Linked DNA regions of Mus musculus: region 2 is linked to region 1. The links are chromatin contacts, found by Hi-C or POLR2A ChIA-PET in ENCODE. All regions are on one chromosome and are shown on one strand. Each heading gives the region's core, a stretch centred on a gene start or an enhancer-like site at or near the end of the contact. The rest is flanking DNA. Distances are from core to core; before and after follow the strand shown.

Region 1 (2,924 bases), core at 173-2,672:
AAGTCTGTAAACCTGCACATAGCAGTGCAAAGGAGCCTGGATCAGGGGATGTATATCTGAAGTCTTGGACAGCTCATCACCTCAGCGTGTCATGTCCTTCACTCTAAAGGAGATAGGTGTCAACCGAAAGGACAGAATGGAAGTAAAAATGGCCATGCCTGTTTCAAGCAGGTCAGGAAAAAAGCAGATGAGGCTTTGAACACTGGGGACTTCTGAAATGGTGATATCATTGTGTATGAACTCAGGGTCAATGCTCCTCTTTATTGAATATTAATGGCTGGCAGCTATGCTAGACAATCCTTTGGGTCTCAGCTATATACACCTCCGTTATCTGTACGCTACATGATATCGCTGGGTAAGCTGCTGACTAGCACAGGTACTAAAAAGTCAACTTAGGATCACTGCGTCTGGGGCTGGGGGTTTGGAATCAAATCTCTTGTCCAAAGTCAGATTGCAGAAAGAGGACTGGAGGCTTTAGAGACCCAGGCGGTGGTGACCTTGACTTTTGGCCATGTTTGTGCATTTCGTGTAACCTGTTAGGGTGATGGACGTTCGTGGGAGGTGCCCAAACTTTGCCCAAAGCCGTGTTCCATCCTTGTTCAAGAACAGCGCAGTTAAAACTAGAGCTATTTTGGAGTAAGCGCAATGGGTGTCACACCCGACAGTGACCCCCGAGGATAGTGCTACGAACCACGCAGTAAGCACCGTGGTATCTGAGGCCGGCGAGGTGGCTGCAGGGGCATGGGTAAGGGTCTGGGGAGTGGGGAGTGGGAAGTGGGCAGGGCCCCGGGGCGGTGGCGGGGGGCGGCGGCCCCGGGGTCGCGGTGGCCCGGGCGGGGCCTTACCCGGACGTGCGGCCCCTCCACCAGCTTGAGGGCCTGCGCCTCCAGCAGATCGGCCCGCAGCTGCACCAAGAAGCGCACGCCGCCGTCCAGCTTGCTGATGTGATGGAAGAGGCCGCGATACCGCGGCACGAGCGCGTAGCGCAACCGGTCCTCCGCCTGCAGCAGCACGGCCGCCTCGCGCGCCTGCTGGCGCAGCTGCAGCACCCCGGCGCTCTGCTCGGCCACCTGGCCGTGGTCCACGCCGAAGCCCTGAGCCAGGCGGCCGAGCAGCTCGGCGCGCTGGGACGCCTCGGCCAGGCCGCCGTAGAAGCTCACGAAGTCGGCGCACTGGCCCTCGGCGGGCGCCGGCGTCTTCTCGCGCAGCTCGTAGGCCGGCGTCGGGGGCACGGCTCGCCGCAGCAGCTCGTCCATGGCGCTGGCCGCGAGCCCGCCGCACAGCCGACGTCCCCGGGGCCCCGGAGGCCGCGGCGGGGACCGCAGTGGGAGCAGGCGCCGAGCCCTCAAGCCTGGCCCGAGGCCTCGCATGACAGCTCCGCGACAGCTGCTAGCGGGAGACGCCACTGGAGAGCGGGCCTCTGCCTCGCTTCCGGCTCCGGCTTCCGGTTTCTCGCCGGCCCCATTGGCCGAGGCCGGACGGCGGACGGAGACATTGGCCAATCGGGGGGTAGAACGGCGGGGGAGGGGCGAGGTGGCTTTCTCAGGCCGGAGGCCAAGTGCAGCCAAAGGTCCCCGGAACCCGGTAGCCCCGGGGCACCTGACTCGCCCTCTTGGCTTGCATCCTTACACCTGTTCTGAGAGTCACCGCCTCAGTCCCTTTCCCCACTACGCACGCGCTTCTCTTGATCTGAGAGCTTGACATCTCAGCTCTTCCCGGGACCGTGCTATGCACGCAGCCTCCTGTGCTAGGGTTCGGATCTAGCGTAGGTGAGGAGCTGAGAAATTTAAGGTTGCATGCTGGACTAGGTCTCCTAGGAATGGGGATGGCTCATTTGATAAAGTGATTGAGAACTTGAGTTCATATCCAGAACCCATGGGAAAACGCTTGTAGTCCTAGCTCAGGGAGGTGGACAAGAGCCAGCCAGTCCAGATAACAAGGTAAGTCTAGGTCAGCCAGAGACCCTATCTCCAAACCAACCAAACAAAAAGTATGCGGGTAGCGCCATCACTCGAGGTGTCTTCTGGCTTCCAGAACCACACATGTACATACGTGCACCCCCACACGTGTGTACAAGGAAATGTATATGCACATGTACACACCAAGCATGTAATTCTCAGAGTAATTCTCTGACTTGACATTTTGACCCTGTCCCGACCCGCGGACAGTAGAACAGGGTCTCTCCCAACAGACCCTCCCTAGGTACTCTCTGGCTCATGTCAAGAATCCCACCCAGACAGAACTGCTGGAGACCCAGCCCATGCCTCCTGCTGCATCCTAGAGCTTCCGTCTGGTCATGCCGGAAATGGGTATAGGAAGAATCTCTTCCCTACCAGCTTCCTTGCTGGGCCTCATTCATTCATTCATTCATTCATTCTTTCAGTGAAATGATTTTCAATTGTTTGGTGAGTTCCAGGCCCACCCTAGGCTTGCATTTGAAATAGCCCTGCTCATTCTCCTTCAGTTTACCATCTGAGGGAGGGAGTCACATTAAAATAACTGCAAAAAGGAATCAGACTGGTAGAGTAGGCTCTGTATGGATTCAGCTTGATATGATGACAGTCATCTTGGATCCAGACTGTTGTGACTGTCCTAGAGAAACCACAGTTCATTTTTTGGTGCATGGTTTCTCTTCAAACTATCGATAGACCAAATCCCAAGAATGACGTCTGGGACCTTACAACCGGATCCAGGCTCCAACCTGTACCTGGCTCTTTGATAAGAACTTAAGATGGACCACGTGCCTTCCAGCTAGGGGGAAAGTCACTTTATCCTAACTCGAGTCTGTGACTCTCTTTCTGACCCATGTGGTAGGATCCAGTTTGGCTTTGCTGTCTACCAAGACTATACATTTGAGTAAGTTCTCCAATAAACTGTACCCTTCCATTCTTCATCTGCCTCTGTCTTTAGTACCACAGCACCTC
Region 2 (2,947 bases), core at 286-2,785, 42 kb before region 1:
AGAATAACCAGTTTTTAAAAGTACTGGCATATTTCGGAGTCTCTCTGGTTGGGCAATGCTGATAGAAAAAAAAAATAACGTTCTCAAGTTGTTGATTTAAGGGGCCAGGGAGATGGCTCCGTGGGTAAAGTGCTTGCCTAACCGTGAGGAACTGAGTTCAGATTCTCCACACTCCTGTCAAAAGCAGATGTCTGTAATCCTAGGTCTGGAGAGACAAACACAGGAGGGCCCCTGGAGATCACCCGCCAGAGAGCTGAATGACAGGCTCCAGGTTCAGTCCAGGAGAGGGAAGCCTGGAGGGAAGTGGCCCTGCAGGTAACTTGTTGTACAAGGGCAGTGACTTATGGGCAGGCAGCACTCACATAAAGATGGAAGGAGAAAGCTGACCCCTGACCCCTGACTCCTGGCGGGGGGGGGGGGGAGGGGTGGCTGTCTGATTTCTACACGTGTTCTTGTGCTCTCTCTAGCAATAATAATAATAATGATAGTGATAATAGAATGAAAAAGAAGGTGTGGACAGTGACTGAGGAAGACGCTAGCCATCGACCTCTGACCCCACAGGTATGAGCACATAAAAAATGAGTTTCTCAGAAGTGGCGATAGTTGCCCTGGTGTAACACTGCAGACATTTCTAAGGTTATGAAATCGTCATGCCAGGGAGGGCTGGGAACCATATACCATTTGTCTCTAAAAATGCCACCACCACCCCCAAGAGCTGGGGGTTTCTTATCCCCACTTCATGAATGAAACTGAGGTTGGGGAAAATGGAAGGGGAGGGGACATCTCGTCTAGGTCCTAGACAGCCTCGTTTGGGATCCTTTCCCCTCCATTCCCAAATAAAGCAACAGGTAGCAGTGACAGCTGCTAGTGACACAAAGCCCTGGGGCAGGAGGAAGTGTGCAGTCAGCCAAGTGTTACCTGGCCTTAGTCACAGTGAACCCTCGTTCCAAGTGCCTGCTCCACCTGGGCCCAAGGGTGCCTGATGGCCCAACCTCCACGGTCCACCACTTTCTCCACCGCACCTTCCGTAAACCGAGTACCCAGGAACCCTCGGCTGTGCTTGTCTGAGCCTGGTACCTAGGACCCACTGGAGCACCTCGCCAGGCTGGAGACACAGTGGCCATTGGTGCCTCGAAGGAGCAAGGCTACCCATGCTCCTTCCTGCCGGAACAGCTATTTCACGAGTTAGGATTAGGCTGCTAAGCCAGGGGCCGCTGGGGGAGAGTGTCCCAGACACTTAACCATGGCCATCGCTGGAGGTGCAGGGAGGACTCCCAGAGTCCTCCTCAGGACCAGTCAGTGTACACCCCGGCTTTCCTGACCCCCGTCTGCCCACCCTTGCCCCATAGCTATTGTTTCCCACCCACAGCCTTGCCCGGACCACTCACCTGATGGATGGTAGATAGCTGGAGGGAGCTGGTGAGCCTGGGTTGTCTGGACACTCAGAGGAACTTGGTCACACGGTGAGAGACTTTGTCACGGTGCCCTGCTGCAAGAACAGGATGCCCATTAGCCCTGGGGATCCCAGAGGCTGTGCGAGGCCCAAGGCTAGCAGGGGTATTTCACAGCGGGGCAGGGAGGAGGCGGAGGCAGGGGCGGGACCAGGAAAATCACTTTCATAAGCGTGAGTCAGCAGGGGCCCCTGGGTGAATGAACTTGGCCCTGGCCAGTCTTAAAGGGCCCCTGCTGGCCAGTTCCTCCCTTCCCGGGTTCAGTTTGAAGGAGGAACTAGGGAATCTTGAAAGAGACCACTAGGTCTCTTCCTTACCAGTGAGTGGTAGGCTTCTGAGAAATAGCTGGCCAGCTGGCTTCTGAACTCCAGAAAGCTCTGATCTTCCACTCACTTCCCACCCCAGCGTGTGGGGAGAGGGGACACGGGTGTGTGCAGAAAAAACCCTCAGTCACTGGTCAACCCCGACAACTCCCACTCAGCGACTTCCTGGTTGGAGACTCTGAACAAACCTCAGTTTCCCCATCTGAAAAGTGGGGTTGAGTTGGACTCCCTCATGTGTGCGTGCATGCGCATGTGAGTGTGTGTCCGTCCTCCCTGGTCCTTATAGACTTCTCTTCCTGTAGGGGGTCACGCCAGTCTGCTGGCCGGTTCTTGTGGTCCGTGAACGGAAGCTGGGTCCTAGGGAGACATCCCTTACTGCACACTGGGTCTGGAATAGCGCTTTTCCATATGGAGCCTTGGCTCAAGAGAAGGAAGTTGGGCAGTGGTTTAGGTCGGTGCACTCACCTTGGTGGCCATTGTTCCTGTCCTGATCAGCTGTCACTCTACCACCAGGACCAGAACTGGGGAGGGGCGGTGGGGGGGGAGTGTCAGGCTCTCACTCTAAGTACCCAAGAGACTACTCAGCGATTAAGAGCACTGGCTGCTCTTCCAGAGATTCTGAGTTCAATTCTCAGCAACCACATGGTGGCTCACAACCATCTGTAATGGGATTTGATGCCCTCTTCTGGTATGTCTGAAGACAGAACACTCATATATATTACATAAACAATTCTTTAAAAAAAAAAAAGGAACTCATTAAACAAAGTGACACTTTGGTACAATTTTCTAAAGAAAAAAAATTAAGTAAAGAATACAAATTCCAGAAAAAGAAAACTTCAGAGTTGTAAAGAAAGACGGGGTCCTTGGGCCCACCTCGTGGAACATCCTTCGGCTGCAAGAGTCTTGGCTGCTAGCACAGCATTTTGATTTAAAAAATGATATTTTGTTTTTCTTGGATTAAAAGAATGATTATTCAAAATACCGCATATAGGTTTTGGGGAATAGATCAGTAGAACCTGTGCCTAGCATTGCATGAGACCCTAGGTTGAAGGCCAAGTACCATTGTGCACTGATATGTTCAAACCCTGGGCTCGGGGCTGGGAGATGGCTCAGTGGAGAACACTTGCCCAACATGCTCAAAGCCCTGGCTTCAGTCCCCAGGACTGCTAAACA

What was found. Hi-C counts contacts between places; a loop is a spot of excess contacts on that map. ChIA-PET counts read pairs that join two places held with the same protein, here RNA polymerase II (POLR2A).
Region 2: a map of gastrocnemius shows a loop between it and region 1 (2.1-fold over the local background). The contact joins the promoter of Osgin1 here to the promoter of Mlycd in region 1. A Hi-C loop is called at or near these places in 1 of 37 maps with a recorded cell type or tissue (gastrocnemius). POLR2A ChIA-PET finds 5 or more read pairs at or near these places in 1 of 5 experiments (Patski).

Annotation. Positions count from the first base shown.
Region 1 is chr8:119,393,392-119,396,315 of GRCm38, reverse strand. It overlaps Mlycd (malonyl-CoA decarboxylase), which reads right to left and starts at 1,422. Exons shown (of 5, transcript NM_019966.3): 1 at 846-1,422. The coding sequence starts at 1,370.
Region 2 is chr8:119,435,735-119,438,681 of GRCm38, reverse strand. Osgin1 (oxidative stress induced growth inhibitor 1) reads right to left here and starts at 1,535. Exons shown (of 6, transcript NM_027950.2): 1 at 1,389-1,535.